Linked DNA regions of Homo sapiens: region 1 is linked to region 2. A link is a loop called in an ENCODE intact Hi-C map of the cell type or tissue named here. Cell type or tissue: heart right ventricle. All regions are shown on one strand. Each heading gives the region's core, and the rest is flanking DNA. Links, peaks and the distances in the headings are about the cores only.

Evidence for each region. Peaks named below come from ENCODE experiments on the same cell type or tissue, not always from the same donor. Only the 100,000 strongest peaks of a DNase experiment are listed, where the experiment ranks them.
Region 1: a loop joins it to region 2, with 1.9 times the contacts of the local background. A loop is called at or near these places in 5 of 110 quality-filtered maps.

The regions. Positions count from the first base shown.
Region 1 is chr5:146,227,878-146,240,219 of GRCh38, reverse strand. It overlaps RBM27-POU4F3 (RBM27-POU4F3 readthrough), which reads right to left. Exons shown (of 20, transcript NM_001414499.1): 4 at 11,183-11,274; 5 at 10,310-10,503; 6 at 9,303-9,563; 7 at 6,477-6,770; 8 at 2,788-2,922. RBM27 (RNA binding motif protein 27) reads right to left here. Exons shown (of 21, transcript NM_018989.2): 4 at 11,183-11,274; 5 at 10,310-10,503; 6 at 9,303-9,563; 7 at 6,477-6,770; 8 at 2,788-2,922. Among named protein-coding and RNA genes, the nearest start is that of RBM27-POU4F3, 30 kb to the right of the region's middle. RefSeq lists an enhancer at 11,404-11,573. In heart right ventricle, for the core only: no CTCF peak of the experiment used is centred there; a DNase peak (open chromatin) is centred at 6,583; H3K27ac peaks cover 594 bases.
Region 2 is chr5:146,158,003-146,170,344 of GRCh38, reverse strand. It overlaps LARS1 (leucyl-tRNA synthetase 1), which reads left to right. Exons shown (of 32, transcript NM_020117.11): 5 at 2,080-2,217; 6 at 5,874-6,035; 7 at 9,859-9,971; 8 at 10,875-10,938. Among named protein-coding and RNA genes, the nearest start is that of LARS1, 18 kb to the left of the region's middle. RefSeq lists an enhancer at 556-725. In heart right ventricle, for the core only: no CTCF peak of the experiment used is centred there; no DNase peak of the experiment used is centred there.

The DNA.
Region 1 (12,342 bases), core at 2,948-10,947, 69 kb before region 2:
TAGGAAAGAAGATTGGGGGGGAAAGTTGAGCCATGACGGGGGCACAGAAAGGGTATAATTGGCATTACCAGAGAAGATGCATGTTGAGGAATAGTGGACAAAGATTGCCAAGAAGGAAGAGGTAGACTATTGAAAGAGTTAAAGGCCAGGAACAGTGGCTCACGCCTGTAATCCCAACCCTTTGGGACGCTCAGGTGGGAGAAACTTGAGCCCAGAAATTTGAGACCAGCCTGAGCAACATAGTGAGACTCCGTCTCTACAAAAAAATTTCAAAAATTAGCCGGGTGTGGTGGCACATGCCTGTGGCCCCAGCTATTTGGGAGGCTGAGGTGGGAGGATCACTTAGCCTGGAAGATCAAGGCTGCAGTGAGCCAAGATGGCACCACCACACTTCAGCCTGGGGAACAGAGTTGAGACTCTGTCTCAAAAAAAAAAAAAAAAAAAGTCCAGGCGTGGTGGCTCACACCTGTAATCCCAGCGCTTTGCAAGGCCAAAGCAGCCAGATCACTTAAGGCCAGGAGTTTGACAGCTAGCCAACATAACAAAACCCCATCTCTACCCAAAATACAAAAAGATTAGCTGGGTATAGTGATACATGCCTGTAATCCCAGCTACTTGGGAGGCTGAGGCACAAGAATTGCTTGAACCCGGGAGGCAAAGGTTGCAGGGAGTTGAGATTGCACCACTGTACTCCAGCCTGGGTGACAGAGCAAGACTTTGTCTCAAAAAAAAAAAAAAAAAAAAAAAGAAAAGGAAAAAAAAAAAGGAGTTAGAAGTCCTAGAGAGGGGTTTACTGATGGCTCAGAAAGAAATGGTAGCCACCGAAAAGTTCTCATAAGGAACTTTCATGGTTGGATTTCTCAGGAAAATTAGCTTAGCAGCATTATGTGGTATGACTTAGGGAAGTTAAACATAAAACATAATGGTGTCAAGTAGGCTGCAGTAATAATCCAAATGTGAAGTGATCTAGCGTGGATGAGGGCAGAGGCCACAGAAGAAATAGAAAGGGCTACTTCAAAGAAAAAGAATTTTTGATTAACCAGATGTAAAAAAGCAAAGCAATGAGTCAGTCCTGTGAAGGTTTCAATTCTAGGTATTAGGTGGGTGTTACTCCATTGACAAAAACAGGGATGGTAGAAGGTACAGATTTAAGAAGTTAATAGGTTCAATTTCAGAGTTTGAAATTTCAGGAGACAATAATAACTACAATAATATAATAATGAATCCTTATAGCTTACTAGTGGCTAGGCACTTTTTTAGATGCTTTAGATGTATTAATTTATTACTCAAAACAACCTTAATGAGGTAATATTATTCTCATTTTAAAGAAGAGGAAATTGAGCTACAGAGAGACTAAGCAACTTACTCAAGGTCACAAAGATAGTAAATGATAAAACCAGGATTTGAAACTGGGCTTAACGAGTTTGCTGAATTGCCTCTCCAAGACATCAAAGAGATACAGAAATGTTTAGGATGCAAAATAAACTTTATGATATACATAGTTACATAAAAGAGGAACATATCCATAAAGTTACCAGGCCTTGTAAAAAAAAAAAAAAAAATCTTCTAATTTGACATTTTTAACAACCAACTACCTTTTTAAAAAATGTTTTTGAAGGAAGTAATTTTTTAAAGCTTTAGTAAACAATAAAACACCTAAGAAACAAAAGAGAATTAGGATTCCAGAAAAATCATTTTGTTTTTTGTTTTCTGAGACGGAGTTTTGCTCTGTCACCCAGGCGGGAGTGCAGTGGCACGATCTCGGCTCACTGCAACCTCCGCCTCCCAGGTTCAAGTGATTCTCCTGCCTCAGCCTCCCGAGTTGCTGGGACTACAGGCATGCTCCACAACGCCCAGCTAATTTTGCATTTTTAGTAGAGACGGGTTTTCTCCATGTTGGTCAGGATGGTCTCGAACTCCCGACCTCAGATGATCTGCCCACCCAGGCCTCCCAAAGTGCTAGGATTACAGGCATGAGCCACCGCGCCTGGCCCAAGAAAAATGTATTATTACAATCAAATGTGAATGTCACAAACAGCCTAAATACAGAAAATTACAATTTAAATGATGCTCTACCTTTATTTCAGTATGCAAGTTAATTATTAGGCATAATTAACCCGCTCTTTTGTATACTTCTTAGGAGATACATCTTATGCTTTAGAAAATCAATCAGATAAACAATTTTTTTAAAAAGCTTCAAAATAAATTTCCTTTAGAAGAGACTTGACGTTAGGCTGGGCACAGTGGTTCACACCTATAATCCCAGCATTTTGGGAGGCCGAGGCAGGTAGATCACCTGAGGTCAGGAGTTCGAGACCAGCCTGGCCAACATGGTGAAACCCCGTCTCTACTAAAAATACAAAAATTAGCTGGGCATGGTGGCACACGCCTGCTGTCCCAGCTACTTGGGAGGCTGAGGCAAGAGAATCACTTGAACCTGGAAAGCAGAGGTTGCAGTGAGCTGAGATTGTGCCACTGCACTCCAGCCTGGGTGACAGAGCGAGACTCTGTCTCAAAAAAATAAAAAGGAGAGACTAAATGTTGCTACTCCATGGCAGAGTAAAATTCTCCAAAACAGAAAGCCTTGCCTTTCTCTCCCATATCACACAAAATTAAAATGTGGCTATATAGCAGAAACACACGATAAACTGTATTGTAAACACAAATACAATTTTTAGAATCCATAAGAACAGAAACTATTTACCATTTTTTAAAGGGTTATACTGATATGAGACAACTTGGCTTTTCTATACCCTGTCAATTTTAAGTCAAACAACATGTACTTACGTTCTGATACTGTGTAAAGGAGGTTCTGGGGTAAAGGAGGAGGTAGTCTTGTTCCCACTGATGCAAGATTGGGCACTGCACTTGTCCCAGGCTGGTCACGGCTGTTTATCAAGCTTGATTGTGTTATAGGTGGTCCTACATACAGACAACAAAAAGTGAAAAGTACAGCATTAATATTTCCTAATAAAAGTATCAGGCCAGGAGCAGTGGCTCACACCTGTAATCCAGAACTGTGGGAGGCCAAGACAGGCGGATCACCTGAGGTCAGGAGTTCGAGACCAGCCTGACCAACATGGAGAAACCTCGTCTCTACTAACAATACAAAAATGAGCAGGGCGTGGTGGCACATGCCTGTAATCCCAGCTACTCAGGAGGCTGAGGCAGGAGAATCGCTTGAACCTGGGACGCGGAGGTTGCGGTGAGCCGAGATCGCACCATTGCACTCCAGCCTGGGCAACAAAAGCAAAACTCTGTCTCGAAAAAAAAAAAAAAAAAAAAAAAAGGACCATCATAGGCCGGGCACGGTGGCTCATGCCTGTAATCTCAGCACTTTGGGAGGCCGAGGCAGATCACCTGAGGTCAAAAGTTCGAGATCAGCTTGGCCAACGTGGTGAAACCCCATCTCTACTAAAAGTACAAAAATAAGCTGGGTGTGGTGGCACACTCCTGTAATCCCAGCTATTTGGGAAGCTGAGGCAGAAGAATCACTTGAACATGGGAGGTGGAGGCTGCAGTGAGCCGAAATCACGCCACTGCACTCCAACCTGGGCAACAGAGAAAGACTTCATCTTAAAAAAAAGAAAAAAATACCATACTAGTACTAACTTGGATACTCACATTTAAAATACCTAATTTGGTTCTGAATAGAATTAAAGAATTTAATATATGCAAGCTTAAGCACTGGGAGTTGTATAATCAATTAAAAGAACATTACTTGTTCTAGAAGAGGCAAAACTAATCTAAGGTGAAAAAAGGCAGGACTGGTTGCCTCTATGGGTGAAGGTGGAGAACGGCTGAGAAGAGGCTTCAGGAAACTTTCTAGGGTGATGGTAAAGTTCTACAGAATTCAAGTTAATGATAAGCATGCTTAAGTGTACGATGTCTGCAACATACTGTGAAAAGCATCAAAAGTAAAAATGGAGAAACGGAAAGATATGTGCTAACATAAATACAGTAAAATGCTAATTGTAGAACCTAGATGGTAAGTATACAAGTACAAGTCCTTCAACTTTCCTATTTGTTACAAACTTTTCATAGCAAAATGTCGGGAGAAATGGTATTCTTGAATTTAACTTTTAAATAGATATGTTCCCACGCTGAGATAACGTTCTTTATTTTAGAATTTCCATATATAAAACGATGTTGCTTTATCTGGGAAATGAAATCTCAGCTTGAGCTTCACAATTATACTGTTTATGTGATTATATTAAATATTCACATATGGGCTGGGCACGGTGGCTCACGCCTGTAATCCCTGAACTTTGGGAACTGAGGCAAGCAAACTGCTTGAGCCCAGGAGTTCAAGACCAGCCTGGGCAACATGGCGAACCCTGTCTCTACAAAAAAGTCCAAAAAAATTTAGCCAGGCATGGTGGCACACGCCTGTAGTCCCAGCTACTCAGGAGACTGAGGTGGGAGGATCCCTTCAAGCCTGGGAGGCGGAGGTTGCAGTGAGTCGTGAGCCAAGATCTCCCCACTGCACTCCAGCCTAGGGCACAGAGTGAGATCTTGTCTCAAAAAGAAAATAAAAGAAAAAAAAAATCACAAATGCTAAGTTAAAAAAAAACAACAACATGTTTCTATAGGCCAAACATATGCATTAAATCCCTCCAAACATTTACCAACTTTAATAATAAAACATATTCTTTAATTTTTTTGAGACAAAGTCTTGCTCTGTCACCCAGGCTGCAGTGCAGTGAGGCCATCACAGCTCACTGCACCCTTGACCTCCTGGGTTCAAGCAATCCTCCCACACCAAGCTCCCAAGCAGTAGGGACTACATGCACCCCCCGACATGCCTGGCTAATTTTTGTATTTTTTGTAAAGGCAGGGTTTTGCCATGTTGCCCAGGCTGGTCTCAAACTCATGAGCTCAAGTGATCTGCCAGCCTCAGCCTCCCAAAGTGTTGGAATTACAGGCGTGCACCACTGTGCCGGGCCATGAAATGTATATTCTACAGAATACTTTATTACTGCAGGGAAGCTCAGGATCATGTGAAACCATTTTCACAATTTCCGTAATTATAATTCTATAACTGAGTCTGTAATTATTTCAAAATAAAATGTTAAAAAGAAATTCATTAAAACTACTGCTTAAACTGAACAGCAATATTTCTAAAAATAAAAATTTGCCATCTTTTATTTATTTATTTATTTATTTATTTATTTATTTATTTATTTTTGAGACAGGGTCTGGCTCTGTCACCCAGGCTAGAATGGAGTGGTGCAATCTTGGCTCACTGCAACCTGTCTCCCAGGCTCAAGCCATCCTCCCACCTCAGCATCCCAAGTAGCTGGAACTATGGGTACACACCACCATGCCTGGCTAATTTTTGTATTTTTTCTAGAGATGGGGTTTCGCCATCTTGCCCAGGCTGGTCTCGAACTCCAGAGTTCAAGTGATCCACCCACTTCGGCCTCCCAAAGTGCTGGGATTACAGATATGACCCACCATGCCCAGCCTAATTTGCCATCTTTTAATGTTAAAAGTCTTCAAGCAGATAACGTTTTATATTTTGGCATACATGAAAACAATTCATTCCATAATTTTTTCAATTACTTTTTAAAAATTTAGTCTTACTTCTATTTCTACTATATTGGCAACTGTTAATAATGCTTTTTAAATGACCATTTTAAAACATTTCTTACTCCTAATTTTGCTGGATGTGATAATGGCATATTGATTTTTTTTTTTAAATAACAAAAACAAAAAGTCCTTATCAGAAAGGAGATCCATACTGAAGTACATACTGGTGAAGTGACATGACATTTAGAATTTACTCCAGCAAAAAACCAACCAACCCAAAGAAAGTGTATGGGAGAGAAGGGAAAATATGAGACAAAACAGCTGAATATTGATCGTCATTGAGGCTGGATGATGGTACCTGCAACACACATACTATTCTACTTCTAAAAATGTCTGTAATAAAAAAAATTTTTTTAATATTATTTCAATATTCTTGAAGAGATTTTCCTTAAAGACTGGAAAATTTCATAAAACTCCTAACATGTTTTTTCTCTGACATCTTAAAAACTGGCTTTCCTGGCCAGGCATGGTGGCTTATGCCTGTAATCCTAGCACTTTGGGAGGCCAAGGCAGGAGAGGACTGCTTGAGGCCAGGAGTTCAAGACCAACCTGGCCAACATAATGAGACCCTGTCTCTAAAGAAAAACTAAATAAAAATAGATAAATAAATAAATACTGGCTTTCTTAAGATGATAACTAGATTTGACTGCAGGTCAATATAGGTTAGGCCACTACACACAAAATTTACACTGTGGTAATACAAATAACATCATGCAATAACGGATGAAAAAAAGAAAAGAATAGCATCTTAATTATGGGAATATATTCCAAATTATATTATTACTCTATTTCTCAAACACTTTAAACGAGTGTCAAGTTAGCTAAAAGGGATGAGGTTCTTCTAAACAGAACGCTAGAGAAAAATTCAACAAATATATACTTACTTGGTATGGGAAGCACAACGGATGGTGGAGGCTGACCATGTCCTTGGGGAACAGGAAGTCTCATACTATGGCCAGGACCTGGACCTGGGCCCGGGCCTGGGCCTGGACCTGGGCCCGGGCCTGGGCCTGGACCTGGCATTGGAGGCATTAACATTCCAGGAGGTGGTGGAGGAGGAAGCCCAGGAGGAGGGGGTGGGAAAGGAATCATACTTGGCAGAGCAACTTCATCAACAACTAGGGGATCATTTCCATGATCAAACTGACAAAGGTCACCAAGTACACAAAATCCTCTTTCTGTGGAATAAAGAATAAAAAAAGAATCTTATTATCATCTACTTAGAGTTCAGAAAACAACAAAACATGTCCCTGAAAAACCCACCAATCTCATTTACAAAGTGGTTTTCTCCAAGGAATCCAAAGTCTCAGTGTTACTCTGTTAAGCATCACATATCCCCAAGGTAGAGGCAGATGTACTCTCTACTTTTTACACTATGATACTATGACTTGTTGAGAAAGCAAATAAAAGAGTCAAGAACAGGTTACCAACTACCATTATACTAAACCATTTGCAATTAAGCTTTCATAATAAAAACTCAGATATTTTAAACAAATATCAATTTAGCAAAGGCGTGGGGTAGGGGAGAATAAGGGCATTGACCTAGATTATTTACTCTCAATCTATTCTCATTACATTATTCTAAAGCAACCATTATTGCTATATCTGGAAGTTGAAACTTTCAAATATTCACGTGAACATTATGTACCAGGTTATCACTTGTAGCACTGTACATAGTAGAAAAATAATAGAAACATCCCAAACATACATCAATAAGGAATAAGTTAAACACGTTTGTACATAAAGAATACTAAGAAGCAGGGCTGGGCGCAGTCGCTCACGCCTGTAATATCAGCACTTTGGGAGGCCAAGGCAGACAGATCACGAGGTCAAGAAACTGAGACCATCCTGACCAACATGGTGAAACCCCGTCTCTACTAAAAATACAAAAATTAGCTGGGCGTGGTGGCACGCGCTTGTAGTCCCAGCTACTCAGGAGGCTGAAGCAGGAGAATCACTTGAACCCAGGAGGCAGAGGTTGCAGTGAGCTGAGATCATGGCACTGCACTCCTGCCTGGTGACAGAGCGAGACTCCATCTCAAAAAAAAAAGAGAAAAAAAAGAATACTAAGAAGCCTAAATAAATACTGAGAAAGCTCTCTATGTTTTAACATAGGATGAACGCCAGGAAATACTGCTAACTGAAAAAACATTATGCAGAAGTATGAGTAGCATACTAGTATTTATGTTAAAAATGTGGGGAAAATATGTGTATTTACTTATGTACATACGCACAGATTATGTTTGGAAAGATAAACAACAAATTGATAACATTACGTTGGCCTTGGCAAGGAGTATTCTATGGCTGAGAGATTAGGGCGAGAATGAGGTAATTCTTGAATTATAATTTGACTCTATTCCCTACTTTAAAATAAGTAAAATGTAAAAACGTATGCATTCTGTATTTATAGAAAAAAATTATGATGTCTGTGACTTGCTTGAAATAATACAGGCCACAGAAGTGAGTGGGAGCATACATTAAAACAACATTCCCCATGGGTTGGTGCCTATTTAAATGATGTAACGGATACACTGGGGTTAAGCATATCATTTTGTCAGCTTTTATGAATATATAAATACTTCCATAATAAAAATTTAAAAGAAATACACACATACCGATTCATTCATTCAAATGGAAAGTCAGCAAATCAAACTTGTAAGTAACTTCTACAAATTCCCGGCAGCAAACACTACTCAAAAAAATGACAATTCCTGGCTGGGCATGGTGGCTCACACCTGTAATCCCAGCACTTTGGGAGGCTGAGGAAGGTGGATCACCTGAGGTCAGGAGTTCCAGACAAGCCTGACCAACATGGTGAAACCCCGTCTCTACTAATACAAAAATTAGCCGGGCATGGTGGCTCACGCCTATAATCCCAGCTACTTGGGAGGCTGAGGCAGGAAAATCGCTTCAACTTGGGAGTCAGAGGCTGCAGTGAGCCGAGATTGTGCCACTGCACACTAGCCTGGGGGACAGAGCAAGTCCGTCTCCAAAAATAAATAAATAAATAAATAAAATTCTTTTAAAAAATTACAATTACTAGTGTCTATGAAATTTTACAGTATACTATGGCATACAGTGTTTGAAATAACAGTGAAAACAAAAAAACAAAAAAAATCTAAAAAAGGGTAAAATTTAAATATTCTCTTAATGAGAGCCAAACCATTAAATCAAACAGAGATTCTCCTCCCCATTCATCCCTTTTAACAAAATTTGGACTATAGGCATGGTGCGGTGGCTCACACCTATAATCCCAGCACACTGGGAGGCCGAGGCAGGCAGATCACCTGAGGTCAGGAGTTCGAGACCAGCCAGACCAAAATGGTGAAACCCTGTCTCTACTAAAAACACAAAAGTTAGCCAGGCATGGTGGCACATGCCTGTGTGTGACTTGCTTGAAATAATACAGGCCATAGAAGTCAGTGGGAGTGTAGATTAAACAACATTCCCCATGAGTTGGTGCCTACCTGGGAGGCTACTTGGGAGGCTGAGGAAGGAGAATCGCTTGAACCCGGGAGATGGAGGTTGCAGCGAGCCAAGATCGAGCCACTGCACTCCATCCTGGGTGACAGAGCAAGACTCTGTCTCAAAATAAATAAAATAAGATAAAATAAAATAAACTGGACTATAACTAAAAGATATGCAATATATGCAACATTTGCTCTGCTAGTACTTTTGGGCACAATATGAGAAAAGGTGGTGATTTTTACCATCATAATCTCTGCATCGCCTCTTTGGTGGTAGGTTTCGACCAAAAGAATTGGAAGAGCTATGATTGTTATAGTAATTAGACCAACTCTCAGTTGTGTTTTCAGAGTGGTGAGCAGGTGCGATCACAGTAACAGTGCTGGGAATAGACTGTGCCCCAGAGGAATACTGCTCAGAAGAGTTTGGAGGTGGTGCAGACACAGGCACATAGGAACTCTCCAGGTCATTCCTTTCACTCTTAAACTTCGATCTTTCCCTGTGCTCTACTTGGAGACAAAATTAAAAACAGAAAACAAAGAGATCAGATATTTCATGTTCTTAAACTATATTTATTTTCTCACATAGAAAACATGAGAATGTTGAATTAAACTTATCTAGCTATCCATATTTCATACTCCTCTCTTTATTAATATATCCTAAAAGCAGGGACATCAACAAGTGACATATCTTGGGCAAGAACTTGTGCAAAATCATCTTTTATAGTATCAACATCAGTTACACTTAACTGAAAAAGAGTCAGCTTCTCCACAGATATTTAATAAGAAGGTTATCTAAGAACTGACTTCCAAACTTGTATCTCAGAAGATGAGTGGTTGGGATCCCAATAATCTACTTATTTTATCCATTTAATTTTATAAACTTCAAGCACCCTTACAGCAAATCAATTACTTTTAGAAAACCAAACAAAGAAGAAAAGCAGGCAACCCTCTTCCTCACGTGATAGCTTTATTGATTAAAGGATATTTGTATCCATTATACAAAATGAGTTAAGTCTAGACATGTACAATGATACACTTGAATAGCTCCTTTTTAATCAAACTCCCTTGACTCCATCCCCAGAATAGAGCCCTGTTTTCTAACAAAATGGATATTGAGCTTCTTGAGACAATTCCAGTTTTTACACTGCTCAGACATATTAAAGGTACAACTTTAAGAGAATTTCTTGCACCCCTGTGATAGAGACAGATAAATAACTACAGAGTTTTTAGGGGGACACTCATCTACTCACCAACATTCCTATTTGGATCCCGGTCTTTGCTGCGCCCCCTACTTCGGCTTCTACTGCGACTCAGGCCTCGACTCTTACTCCGACTCTTACTCCTGCCTCTTCTCCAGTCATACTTCTCACGGTACAATTCATTCCGCTCATAGTACCGGTCATAGTCTCTCCATTTCCCGTCTTCTCTTTTTTTCTCACGTGTCCTATAATATACAGATATAAAAGCCATATGCAGGCTATAGAAACCAAGTCTGCAAACAAATCTATAGTATAAATACTACTCTTGAGTCATCCAAATGCATATCTATGCTTTTTTAGAAAGTTGCAAATCTACCACATAATTCCTCTAATCAAATATATACAGAGAAAAAACATCCCTCCTGCAATTATACTGGGTGGGGAGAAATGAAAAAAAGAGGTGAATCCAAAGTATGGGGAGGGGTGGGCAGGGGAAAACAGAAAATTTGAAATAGAAAAGAAAAAAGGCTCAAAAAAAAGTGTTCCTAAACAAAGACCAATTTTTGATGTTAGGCTGATGATTCAATATACAAGTTGTACTACTTGTCATAAAAAAATGACTTGGATGATTTTAATACTAAGCACCCCTAACCAAATGGAACATTTCATTAATATTCTCTAAGGGGACTGCTCCCACCCCTGAGCTCTTGGGGAAAACACATAATAATGACTGTTTATAAAAGGAACAGAAAGTAAGACAAAAGACAAAAAACAGAAAGAATGAAAGGAAGAAAGGTAACATCTTTCTTTAATGAGTTTACAGAGAGAGGAGTAAGTATATATATTAAAAATCCCTTTAATGTCCTTGCAAGGCAACTAAAAAGTGAGTTATCAATGTCTTCCTAATTAAAGATAAACACAAACCTTCGTTCACTAGATTCTGAACGAGTCTTCTGGGGACTAGGATATTTCTTTTTTCTGCCATCTCGTTCTTCCTCTGCTGGCTCCTGAAATACCTATATGAAAATATTGAGTAGAAGTAAGAGCAGGGCCAGGCACGGTGGCTCACACCTGTAATCCCAACATTTTACGAGGTCCAGGTGGGAAGACTGCTTGAGGCCAGGATATTGAGACCAGCCTGGGAAACACAGGGAGACTCCATCTCTACTAAAAATAATAAATAAAATAAGTTAGCTGGGCATGGTGGGATGCACCTGTATGTAGTCCCAGCTACTCAGGAGGCCAATATGGGAGGACTGCTTGAACCCAGAAGTTTGAGGCTGCATTAAGCCATGATCACACCACTGCACCACAGGCTGGATGACAGAGTGAGACCTTTCTCAAAAACAAACAAAAAACAAAATAAGAATGGTCCCTCTCGGCCGGGCGCAGTGATTCACACCTATAATCCCAGCACTTTGGGTGGCCGGGGCGGGCAGATCACTTGAGGTCAGGAGTTTGAGACCAGCATGGCCAACATGGTGAAACCCTGTCTCGACTAAAAATACAAAAATTAGCCACGTGTGGTGGCACGTGCCTGTAGTCCCAGCTACTCGGGAGGCTGAGGCAGGAGAATCATTTGAACCCAGGAGGCAGAGGTTGCAGTGAGCCGAGATCACGCCACTGCGCTCCAGCCTGGGCAACACGAGACTTTGTCTCAAAAAAAAAAAAAAAAAAAAGAAAGAATGGTCCCTCTATAAATTATGAAACATGTCCATCTACCTGATAATATTTCTGGCGCAAGAGAGGGCACGAGTAAATACACTGAAAAAATAAAGTCAATTCATAGCCAAAAGAGTCAGGCAACAGCAGAAATAAAAAAGATGCTCAGATTACTTCAACAAGCAGTTTGTTAATTTTTTAATGTTAAAGTAGGGAATGGTAGTGTAGGAAAAGTATAAACAATTCATTCTTCAAATTAAAACAGCAAATCTCTTAAGTACCATAGAGTAAAACGGTTATGTTTTCCTCATTATGAAATATATATACATACATAATTCATTTGAGTAGCTCTTCAGATTTATTCCATAGGAAACGTTTTAGGAAAAAATGGTTAAATCAATGAATGCTATAAAACTAAGTAA
Region 2 (12,342 bases), core at 2,207-10,206:
GTGCCTGCTACCATGCCTGGCTAATGTTTTTTGTATTTTTAGTGTAAACAGGGTTTCACCATGTTGGGCAGGCTGGTCTCGAACTCCTGACCTTAGGTGATCCGCCTGCCTTGGCTTCCCACAGTGCTGAGATTACAGGCTTGACCCACTATGCCCTGCTGTTTTTCACTTTTTATTTTGTGGAGCACACATTGCATGTAATTATCCATTCTTTTCACTGTCTTTTAGTTGTTTGTCGTGATATTGATGTTTTTGAAGTCTAAGCTAGTTATTTTGTAGAATGTCCTATGATATGAGTTTTCTGATTGTTTTTTCATGATTAGGGTTGGGCTAAATATTTTGACAAGAATACTTCATTGTTGAGGTATTAACTTACCATTGTATCACCTCAAAAGCATATAAAATGGTAATTTGTCCCATTTAGTGAAATTAAGTTAATCCTGCCAGGTTTCCTCATTCTAAAGGTGACTTTTCCTCCTATAAAATTAAAAAGTAAGGCCAGACACGGTGGCTCACGCCTGTAATCCCAGCACTTTGGGAGGCCGAGGCAGGAGGATCACATGAGGTCAGGAGTTCAAAACCAGCCTGGCCAACGTGGTGAAACCCCATCTCTACTAAAAATACAAAAATTAGCCGGGCGTGGTGGCAGGTGCCTGTAATTCCAGCTACTTCGGAGGCTATGTCAGGAGAATCGCTTGAACCCGGGAAGTAGAGGTTGCAGTGAGCCGAAACTGCGCCATTGCACTCCAGCCTGGGCAACAAGAGTAAAATTCCATCTCAAAAAAAAAAAAGAAAGAAATTAAAAAGTAATCTATAGGATAACACTTTGAGAGCCTCTGAATGTCCTGTTACTCAATAACCCTGGTTTTATCATCCTTTAATCATCCTTGCCTGTTTTTATTATTCTATTAGTGGTTGAAATTCTTCTGAATAGAAGAGCCTTTTCCATTTAAAAAATTTTTACTTCTGTATTTCTTATTTTTCTCATAACTTTAACAGTGTTTACTTGGTGTCATCTTTGTTTTTGACAGTGGACTCATTGTGGTATAATTGATAAGAGCTAGAGTGGAAAGTCCAAGGTTAAGTCTGTAACTTTGCTAGCTGTATGACCTTGGGTAAATCACTTCATCTCTGTTTGTTTTCTGACTTAAAGCCTATCCTATCTACTTGGTAGGCTTGTGATGATAACTAATAGAGTATATGTGACAGTAATCTATCTTTCTTTCTTTCTTTCTTTCTTGCTGGTGGGATTTTATTTTTGTTTTTATTTATTTTTTATTATTATACTTTAAGTTCTGGGGTACATGTGCACAATGTGCAGCTTTGTTACATGTGTATACATGTGCCATATTGGTGTGCTGCACCCATTAACTCGTCATTTACATTAGGTATATCTCCTAATGCTATCCCTCCCCCCTCCTGACAGTAATCTTTAAATTGAGAAACAATGTTATTAATGTTATCCAAAATGATAACACATTATGTTTCCTACATCTTTATATATCTAATATATATGGTATATAGTATACTATATTGAATATTCTGGGTGTTGAATAAATGTTTTTGAGTAAATTAGGTAAAATACTACTTTATAAATTAGTGAATTTTGAGGTACATGATTTATACCTTTTTTTAATTTAATTTTATTTTTTTGAGACATGGGACTCATTCTTGCTTTGTTGCCCAGGCTAGAGTGCAGTGATGTGATCTCGGCTCACTGCACCCTCTGCCTCTTGGTTTTAAGTGATCCTGTCACCTCAACCTCCCAAGTAGCTGGGATTACAGGCGTGTGCTACCACACCCAGCTAATTTTTATATTTAGTAGAGACATCATGTTGGCCAGGCTGGTCTCGAACTCCTGACAAGTGATCTGCCTGCCTCAGCCTCCCAAGGTGCTGGGATTATAGGCGTGAGCCACTGCTCCCAGCCTCCGTTTCAGTTTTCTGTAGTGGAGCCACATAGGTATCAATATATTGCAAAAAATTTCAGAGTCAATTTTAGTTGGCAATAAAAACAGTAAAAAACTGAAATTGTGTCTACCTTGATTTTGAACTTCATTATCTCTAATATTCGTTGTAGGCATGTGCTGATAAGTTGAAAAGAGAAATAGAGCTGTATGGTTGCCCCCCTGATTTTCCAGATGAAGAAGAGGAAGAGGAAGAAACCAGTGTTAAAACAGAAGATATAATAATTAAGGATAAAGCTAAAGGAAAAAAGGTTTGATAGTGGTTGATATTTATGTTGGTTGAAGTTTTATATTTTTCTGATTTATATGTGCATTCCCAGTACTAGCACAGTGCCCAACACATAAAATGTACTAGATCATTTTTTTAAAGTATCAAAGCAAAAAATTATCTTTCTGGCCAGGCGCGGTGGCTCAAGCCTGTAATCCCAGCACTTTGGGAGGCCGAGGCAGGCAGATCATGAGGTCAGGAGATCGAGACCATCCTGGCTAACATGGTGAAACCCCGTCTCTACTAAAAATACAAAAATTAGCCGGGCGTAAGCCGGTCGTAGGCCGGGCGCGGTGGCTCACGCCTGTAATCCCAGCACTTGGGGAGGCCGAGGCGGGCGGATCATGAGGTCAGGAGATCGAGACCATCCTGGCTAACATGGTGAAACCCCGTCTCTACTAAAAATACAAAAAAATTAGCCGGGCGTGGTGGCTCACGCCTGTAATCCCAGCACTTGGGGAGGCCAAGGCGGGCGGATCACGAGGTCAGGAGATCGAGACCATCCTGGCAAACATGGTGAAACCCCATCTCTACAAAAAATTAGCCGGGCGTGGTGGTGGGCGCCTGTATTCCCAGCTACTCGGGAGGCTGAGGCATCAGAATGGCGTGAACCCTGGAGGTGGAGCTTGCAGTGAGCCCAGATCACGCCACTGCACTCCAGCCTGGGCAACAGAGCGAGACTCTGTCTCAAAAAAAAAAAAAAATTATCTTTCTGACTTTCCTATTTCCTTTTTCCTCTTTTTTGAAGTAATTTTAGATTTACAGAAGAACTGCAAGATAGTATATAGATGTTAAATCTTATATAACTATGATACTATTTTTCAAATTAAGGAATTAACATTAGTACAGTAGTGTTTACTAAACTACAGACTTTTTGGATTTTACCAGTTTTTTCACTAATGTCCTTTTCTCTTCCAATGTCCAATCCAGGATCCCACATTGCAGTTAGTTGTCATGTGTCCTTACTATGTTTCCTTAATCTTTTCTGTCTTTCGTTTTCTTCTATGACCTTTATACTTTTAACGAATACGGGTCAGATAATTATAGATAATGCCTCAGTTTGAGTTTGTTTGATGCTTTCTCATCGTTAGATTGAGGTTATTGATTTGGAGGAAGACTATTAGGTAATTTGTCGTTCTCAAGCGTTAGGGAGTATATGATACTGATATGTCTTATTATTGGTGATGTTAACATTGATCATTTGGTTAAGATGGCGTCTGCCAGGTTTTTCTCCTGTAAAGATTTCATTTTTTTTTAAATAATTAATATATATTTTGGGAGAGATCTTTTGAGGCCATGGAAATAATACTGTGTTTCTTTTTAAATATTTGCTCATTAATTTTAGCATTCATCAGTGGATCTTGCCTACAACAATTATTACTCTAGTCTTCTAATCATGATTTTCCATTTTCCTCTTTCTTTTTACATTTATTATCTATAATTCCTCTGAAAAGAAGAGCTGTCCTTTCTCCCCCACTTACTTAATCTGTCCTTTCTATGTCATATGGATTCATGGATATTCACTTTATTCTTCAGGTTATAAGCCAATACCATTGAGCTTTTTGTTTTTTAAGAGATGGAGTCTCACTATGTTGCTGGTCTTCAGCTCTGGGGCTCAAGCTGTCTTCTCACCTCAGTCTCCTGAGTAGCTGGAACTATAGGCTTATACCTCTGTGCCTGGCTATTGGGTTGTTTTTGAGTGTGTGTGTGTGGTTGTTAACAACACCGTAATTTGTTGTCAAATTGTTCTTTTTTATTAGAATAAAGCTAGAATAAATAAATTGTTCTAGCTGTGGCCATTGGGAGTTTTTTTAGCTTGGCTCCTGTGTCCATTAGACATTCCCTCATCTTCCTTTGTTCAAAGCAATTGCTTTCTTTATGGTGTCACAAGCTGTTCCAGGCTTGTATTTTCCGTGATTCAACCAAGGAATCAACCACTTCTCCAAGGTTTCTTTTATTGAAGAATGGTGTTCAGAAACTATGGCCTGAATGCTGGGTGTGCTCATTGCCTGGGGGTATCACTGCTTCTAGGCACTCTCAGTGGACAGAGCAAGGAAATATATTTATGTCTGCTAAGCCATGCATACACATCTGTTTTTATTTCTTTATGTATTTGAATGTTTATTAAAAAACAAGTAAGTTCATATTGATACCCCTGGCTCCATTTTAGCACCATGGGTCTCATTCTAGCATTTTCCCTTGGCTTATTTGTGACTTCTTACTACAACAGTGAGAAACTTGGCTCTCATTACCTATAGTATATTTCTTTATTTGTTCCATCCTAGACTACTAGTAGTTTCAGAATTGCCAACCTATACCCCTGGGAGAAACAATTTTACTGACAAAAGTACAGTGTTTGTGTGTAATTCTTTTTGTCTTTAGAATCTAATCACACTGTTTTCCAAAACTGCCTAGATCAGCTCCTTTCTTCCCTCCCCCTTGAGTGTGGTTATATCATATATTTGTAATGCAGTTAGATAGATTTGTCACAGTCTGCATTCCTCAGGTTCCTTCAGCATCGTGGTTGAATTTTTTAAAAATTTACATACCATAAAATTTACTTTTTTTTTTGTTTTTTTCAAGACATAGTCTTGCTCTGTCACCCAGGCTGGAGTACAGTGGTGGAGTCTTGGCTCACTGCAACCTCTGCCTCCTGGGTTCAAGCAATTCTCATGTTTTAGTCTCCCAAATAGCTGGGATTACAGGTGTGTGCCACCACGCCCAGCTAATTTTTGTATTATTGTTATTATTTTTATTATTGTTGTTGTTGTTGTTTGAGATGGAGTCTCTCTCTGTCACCTGGGCTTTGAAGTACAGTGGCACAGTCTCGGCTCACTGCAACCTCCGCCTCCCGGTTCAAGTGATTCTCCTGCCTCAGCCTCCAGGGTAGCTGGGATTACGGGCGCTTGCCACCATGCCCGGCTAATTTTCGTATTTTTAGTAGAGATGGGGTTTCACCACATTGGCCAGGCTGGTCTCGAAGTCCTGACCTCGTGATCTGCCTGCCTCGGCCTCCCAAAGTGCTGATATTACAGGTGTGAGCTACTGTGCCAGGCCCAAAATTTCCTCTTTGTGGTGTATAATTCTGTGAGTTTGAAAATGCCTGGAGTCATGTTTCTACCAGCACAGTATCATATAGAGCAATTCTGTCATCCTCAAAATTTTCTTATGCTGCCTCATTATAGTGTTACAGTTTAACCAAATTTCCTACCTTCAACTTCTGGCATTTGGTTGTCTCTTGGATATTCATAATTTTTGGAAAAGGAGGAAAGTCTTATGAGTAGCCTCTTTATAGGTAAATAAGGTAAATGTGGTATTAGGATAAAAGAAACAGAAGGTTTGGTATTGAGATCTTATCTTCATAATGGGTAGTTCTTTATGTTGCCATCCATTTAGTTATTATTGGTGCCAGTGTCTTGGCGGATATCTTGGCTATACAGTTTGACAGACTAAATTAGTACTATTTAGTACAGACTAGTACTTTTAGTACAGACTAATAGTACAACTAATTCCTGCAGTGTTCTGATGTATCAGCATTATTTTAGAATGTAAAAAAATTACATTCATTAATATCTTGGGTCATTTTCCTGGAGTGTTGGTTATTCTTTGATCGAGTTTATTTTTCTCCATTATTTTCAGAGTAAAGCTGCTGCTAAAGCTGGATCTTCTAAATACCAGTGGGGCATTATGAAATCCCTTGGCCTGTCTGATGAAGAGATAGTAAAATTTTCTGAAGCAGAACATTGGCTTGATTATTTCCCGCCACTGGCTATTCAGGATTTAAAAAGAATGGGTTTGAAGGTATGTCTATAAAGGAAATATGAGGAAAGCATTTACAAGTATGTGCTTTTTTATTGTGCTTTGCTTTATTGTGCTTTCCAGACATGGATTTTTTTTACAATTGAAGATTTGTGGCAACCCTGCGTTGAGCAAGTCTAGTGGCACCATTTTTCCAACAGCATTTGCTTACTTCATGTCACATTTTGGCAATTATTTTAATATTTCAAACTTTATTATTATCTGTTATGGTGATCTATATTCAGTGATCTTTGATGTTATTATTCTAATTGTTTTGGGTTGCCACACACTGTACCCATATAAGGTGGCAAACTTAATTGGTAAATGTTTGTGTTCTGACTGCTCCACTGACTGGCTTGTTTCCCTCTTTCTCTCCTTGGTTTTCCCTGTTTTCTAATAAACAACAATCTTGAAGCCAGTTATTAACCTTATAATGGCCTCTAAGTGTTCATGTGAAAGGGAGAGTCACATGTCTCTCATCATTTTAAGTAAAAAGCTAGAAATGATTAAGCTTAGTGAGGAAGGCATGTTGAAAGGCAAGATAGGCTAAATGCTAGGCCTGTTGTGCCAAACAGTCAGCCAAGTTATGAATGCAAAGAAAAGTTCTTTTTTTTTGTTTGTTTTTTTGAGATGGAGTCTCGCTCTGTCACCCAGGCTGGAGTGCAGTGGTGTGATCTCGGCTCACGGCAACCTCCGCCTCCCGGGTTCAAGCTATTCTTCTGCCTCAGCCTCCCGAGTAGCTGGGATTACAGGCGTCTGCCAACACGCCTGGCTAATTTTTGTATTTTTAGTAGAGACGAGGTTTCACTATGTTGGCCAGGCTGTTCTTGAACTCCTGACCTCAGGTGATCTGCCCATCTCAGCCTCCCAAAGTGCTGGGATTATAGGCATAAGCCACTGAACCTGGCCCAAAGAAAAGTTCTTGAAGGAGATGAAAGGTGCTTCTCCAGTAAACACATGAATGATAAGAAAATGAAGTGACCTTATTGCAGATATGGAGAAAGTTTGGTCCATATAGAAGATCAAACCAGCCACAACATTTCCTTCAGCCAAACCCTAATCCAGAGGAAGTCCCTAACTCTTCAATTCTGTAAAGGCTGGGGGAGGTGAGGAAGATGCAGAAGAGAAGTTGGAGGCTAGCAGAGGTTAGTTCTTAAGGTTTAAGGAAAGAAGCCATTTCCATAATAGAAAAGTGCAAGTTGTAGCCTGGGTGTGGTGGCTCATGCCTGCAATCCCAGCATTTTGGGAGGCCAAGGTGGGTGGATCACCTGAGGCCAGGAGTTCGAGACCAGCCTGGCCACCTGGGGAAACCCTGTCTCTATTAAAAATACAAAAATTAGCTGGGTATGGTGGCGGGCTCCTATAATCCCAGCTACTTGGGAAGCTGAAGGAGGAGAATTGCTTGAACCCAGGAGGTTGCAGTGAGCTGAGGCTGCGCCATTGCAACCCAGCCTGGGCAACAAGAGCGAGACTCTGCTGCAAGGTGAAGCAGCAAATGCTGATGTAGAAGCTGCAGCAAGTTATTTAGGGGATCTAGCTAAGATCATTGATGAAAGTGGCTACGCTAAACAACAGATTTTCTATGTAGACAAAACAGCTTTCCTCTAGTGATTAAGATGCTGTAAGACTTCCATAGCTAGAGAGAAGTCAGTGTCTGGCTTAAACGATGGGCTGATTCTTGTTAGAGGCTAATGTGTCTACTGACTTTAAGTTGAAACTAGTGCTCATTTACCATTTGGAAAATTTTAAGGCCTTTAAGAATGGTGCCAAATCTACTCTATGCTCTGTAAATGGAAAAATAAAGCCTGGGTGACAGCACATCTGTTTAAAGCATGGTTTGGTGAATGTTTTAAGCCCACTCTTGAGACCTACTGCTCAGGAAAAAAAAAAATTTCTTTCAAAATATTACTGTTCATTGACAATGCACCCAATCACTCAAAAGCTCTGATGGAGATATACAAGGAGATGAATGTTTTTATGCCTGCAAACACAACATTCATTCTGCAGTCCATGAATCAAGGAGTCATTTGACTTGTAGGTCTTCTTATTTAAGAGATACATTTTATAAGGCTATAACAGTCATAGATGGTAATTCCTCTGATGGATCTGGGCAAAGTAAATAGAAAACCTTCTGGAAAGGATTCATTGTTCTAGATGCCATTAAGAACATTCATGATTCATGGGAAGAGGTCAAAATATCAACATTAACAGGAGTTTGGAAGAAGCTGATTTTAACTCTTATGGATGACGTTGAAAGGTTCAAGACTTCAGGGGAGGAGGTTACTGCAGATGTGGTAGAAATTGCAAGAGAACTAGAATTACAAGTGGAGCTTGAAGATAAGCCTGAATTGCTATAATCTCATGAGAAAACTTGAATGGATGAGGATTCGCTTCTTACGGATGAGCAAAAAAAGTAGTTTCTTGAGATGGAGTCTACTTCTGGTAAAGGTGCAGTGAACATTGTTGAAATGACAAAGATTTTGAATATCACATAAACTTTAGTTGATAAAGCAGTAGCAGGTTTTGAGAGGATTCACTCCAAATTTTTTTTTTTTTTTTGAGATGGAGTTTTGCTCTTGTTGCCCAGGCTGGAGTGCAATGGCATGATATCGACTCACTGCAACCTCCGCCTCCCGGGTTCAAGTGATTCTCCTGCCTCAGCCTCCCTAGTAGCTGGGATTACAGGCATGCGCCACTACACCTGGCTAATTTTGTATTTTGTATTTTTTGTTTGTTTGTTTGTTTTAGTAGAGACGGGGTTTCTCCATGTTGGTTAGGCTGGTCTCGAACTCCCGACCTCAAGTGATCCGCCTGCCTTGGCCTCCCAAAGTGCTGGAATTACAGGCATGAGCCACCATGCCCGGCCCACTCCCAGTTTTGAAAGTTCTATTATGAGTAAAATGCTATCAGACAGCATCGCATGCTACAGAGAAATCTTTGTGAAAGGAAGAGTCAATGGATGTGGCAAACTTCATTGTTGTCTTAGTTTAAGAAATTGCCATAGCCATCACAACCTTCAGTAGCCACTTCTCTCATCAGTCAGCAGCCGTCATCGAGGCAAGACTCTCCACCAGCACAAAGATTACAACTCAACTGAAGGCTCAGATGATTATTAGCATTTTATAGCAATGATGTATTTTAAAATTAAGGTATATACATTGTCTTTTTAAATATAACTTTATTGCACACTTAACATAATTCAATATAGTATAAACATAACTTATATATGCCTTGGGAAATCAAAAAATTTGTGTGACTTGTTTTGTTGTGGTGGTTTAGAACCAAACCCACAATATCTCCCAGATATGTCTGTATATTTGTGTGATTATATGAGATTTGGACCAATTCCTAATTTTAGAATAATATATTTCCCCTGTATGCCACTAAAGAATTAGTACTGTTATTGTTAGACTAGAACCTAACATTGCCTATGGGTCTCATAACAATGAATACTTCACTATTTGTTGAATTAGAATGTATATTGACATATTAACAATTAGTAGAAAGGAGCTTTATTCAAAGAATATGAAGAAGCCCAAGTTTAACTTGAATATTTAGGAATACATAAAGGTAGGATTAAATGTTTCTTCTTAATTTATTATAGCTTCTATATGTTTGTTAATATGTATATGTATATGCTTAAAAATATACTTTAAGTAAATTAAAGTAATTGTGATATACTTTTAATAGTGGAACTTGGAAAATTATTTTTAATAGTTGATCTGATTCTAAGTTAGAAGAGTAAATAATTGATTCATAGGAATTCTTATTTAAACAAAATTTGTGTATTTCTCAGTAATTGCCTTTTAAAATTTTCCTTTTATAGGTAGACTGGCGTCGTTCCTTCATCACCACTGATGTTAATCCTTACTATGATTCATTTGTCAGATGGCAATTTTTAACATTAAGAGAAAGAAACAAAATTAAATTTGGGAAGCGGTAAGTTTGTTATACTTGAGCATAATAAAGCAAAAATCAGTTGGGCACAGAGGCTCACGCCTGTAATCCCAGTGCTTTGGGAAACTGAGGTGAGGGGATTGCTTGAGGCCAGGAGTTTGAGACCAGCCTGGGCAACATAGCGAGACCACATCTCTTTATATAAAAAAAAAAATTAGCCAGGCATGGTGGCATGCACCTGTAGTCCTAGCTACTTGAGAGGATGGGGCAGGAGGATTGCTTACATGAATAAATAAATACCTTGTAGCCTACCTTTTCCCATTACCTTTCAGGTTTTAAAATATGTTGTTTCTATTCTTTTGTATCCTTTGTTTTCCTTTTTTCCTTACCAGTGTCTTAATTTCTCTGAGCTGCTTAGTGTTTATGACAGATATAACCAGGGAGAATGGGAGGGTGGGCTTTTATTATCTTACTAAAGATTATGTTCAGTATTCCCTGCCAAGCAGAAAAAGTAATCATTTGATTTGTGTTTTATTTTATACTTTGTTCTACAAATTAAGATTCTTCCTTGATTATGTAGATTAATCAAGGAAGATAACTTAAGAAATGAAAATAAGTTATCTTCCTTGATTAATCTACATAATCAACTTCCTGATAGTTTCATTTGTTAAGTCAATTTATGTTTTATAATCTTTTGTTCAATACCACAAAGCCAAGATCAGTGTGTATTTTTCAGTGGTATTACCTTTGACGAAGATAGAAAGCTTTCATTAAATAAGTAGGTTGACAGTGGAACTACCATAAGAGTACACATAATAGACACAGATATCTACTCAGAAATTCTAGTTGCAAGACATGTAAGAAATTAGGTGCAACACAGGCAAATATGGTAGGATAAAACGTGAATATTATAATAATGTTTGTCACTTTTTGTTTATTTTTTAGGTATACAATTTACTCTCCGAAAGATGGACAGCCTTGCATGGATCATGATAGACAAACTGGAGAGGTGATTATTTGTGAGACAGAGTAGCTATTATAATAATCCTTAATAAGACTATAGAGTTTAAGAAATAGAAACCTAAAAATAACTTCTTTGTAGTGCTGAGGGATGTAGTCCTGATACTCTGGTGGATATGAAGAGGAGATAGAATATCAATACAGGTACCTGTATCTTGTGTAGTACCTAGCTATCCTAAGAGTCATGTGAGGACAGCTGCATCAGTTTGTTACAGGAAAGCACATTGTTTAGCCTCACCCCAAAATTGCTGAATCAAAAGTTCTGGGGGTGGGGCCCAGGAATATCTTTTTTTTTTTTTTCAGACGGAGTCTTGCTCTTTAGCCCAGACCGGACTGCAGTGGTGCTATCTCGGCTCACTGCAAGCTCTGCCTCCTGGGTTCACGCCATTCTCCTGCCTCAGCCTCCCGAGTAGCTGGGACTACAGGTGCCCACCACCACACCCAGCTAATTTTTTGTATTTTTAGTAGAGACGGGGTTTCACCGTGTTAGCCAGGATGGTCTCGATCTCCTGACCTCGTGATCTGCCCGCCTTGGCCTCCCAAAGTGCTGAGATTACAGGCGTGAGCCACCGTGCCCGGCCTCCAGGAATATCTTTTTACGAGCTCTCAATGTGATGTATATGCATGCTAATGTTGTGAAGCACCATCTGGAAAATAAACAGCTCTAAAAAGAAAGCATGGGGAGAGGTAATAAGATATGTGACCAAGATTTGATATACACAGATTCCAGTTATATTTGCTTTGATCATGTGCCTTCTTGCTTATTTCCAAAGTAATTCTAGCCATGCCTAGAAGTTCATTCTAATTCCTGTAGAACACATTATTAACATTATTCTCTGAAATACTTGAATAAATCAAGAGTAAGTGATTTGGCTAAATCCATGGCAAAGTAAAAATCAATGACAATGCCAGCATCTGAACTTATGATTCCCTATGATTGCATCATTTTTTATTACCATCTTTGAACATATTTTCAAAATCAGCCTTCAATTTTGATGTAACTTATCTAAGTGAGAGTTGATCAAAATTTTAAAAGATTTGAGAGACTTAAGACCCAGTAAAGTTTTAATATAGCCAATGGCAGCAATATCCTAGATTTCAGTAATCCTTTGTAGATTTTTCAAAGCATTTTTCATCTGTTATCTTGTGTGTTCCTCAGGACAGTCCTATCTGAGACGCAACATCCTTATTTTACCAATAAGGAAAGAAAGGCTTAGAGAGATTATGACTACCTTGGGTCTAACCATTAGTAAGGGAGCAAACTAAGTTTAGAAAGCACATTATCTCTGACCTCTGGTCTAGTGTCTTCCTTTGATGACTACTATGTGGGACATGCCCTGGGATGGAATTAGGGTTGATTGTGTCTTCTCACCTTCATTTTGGCAAACACTAT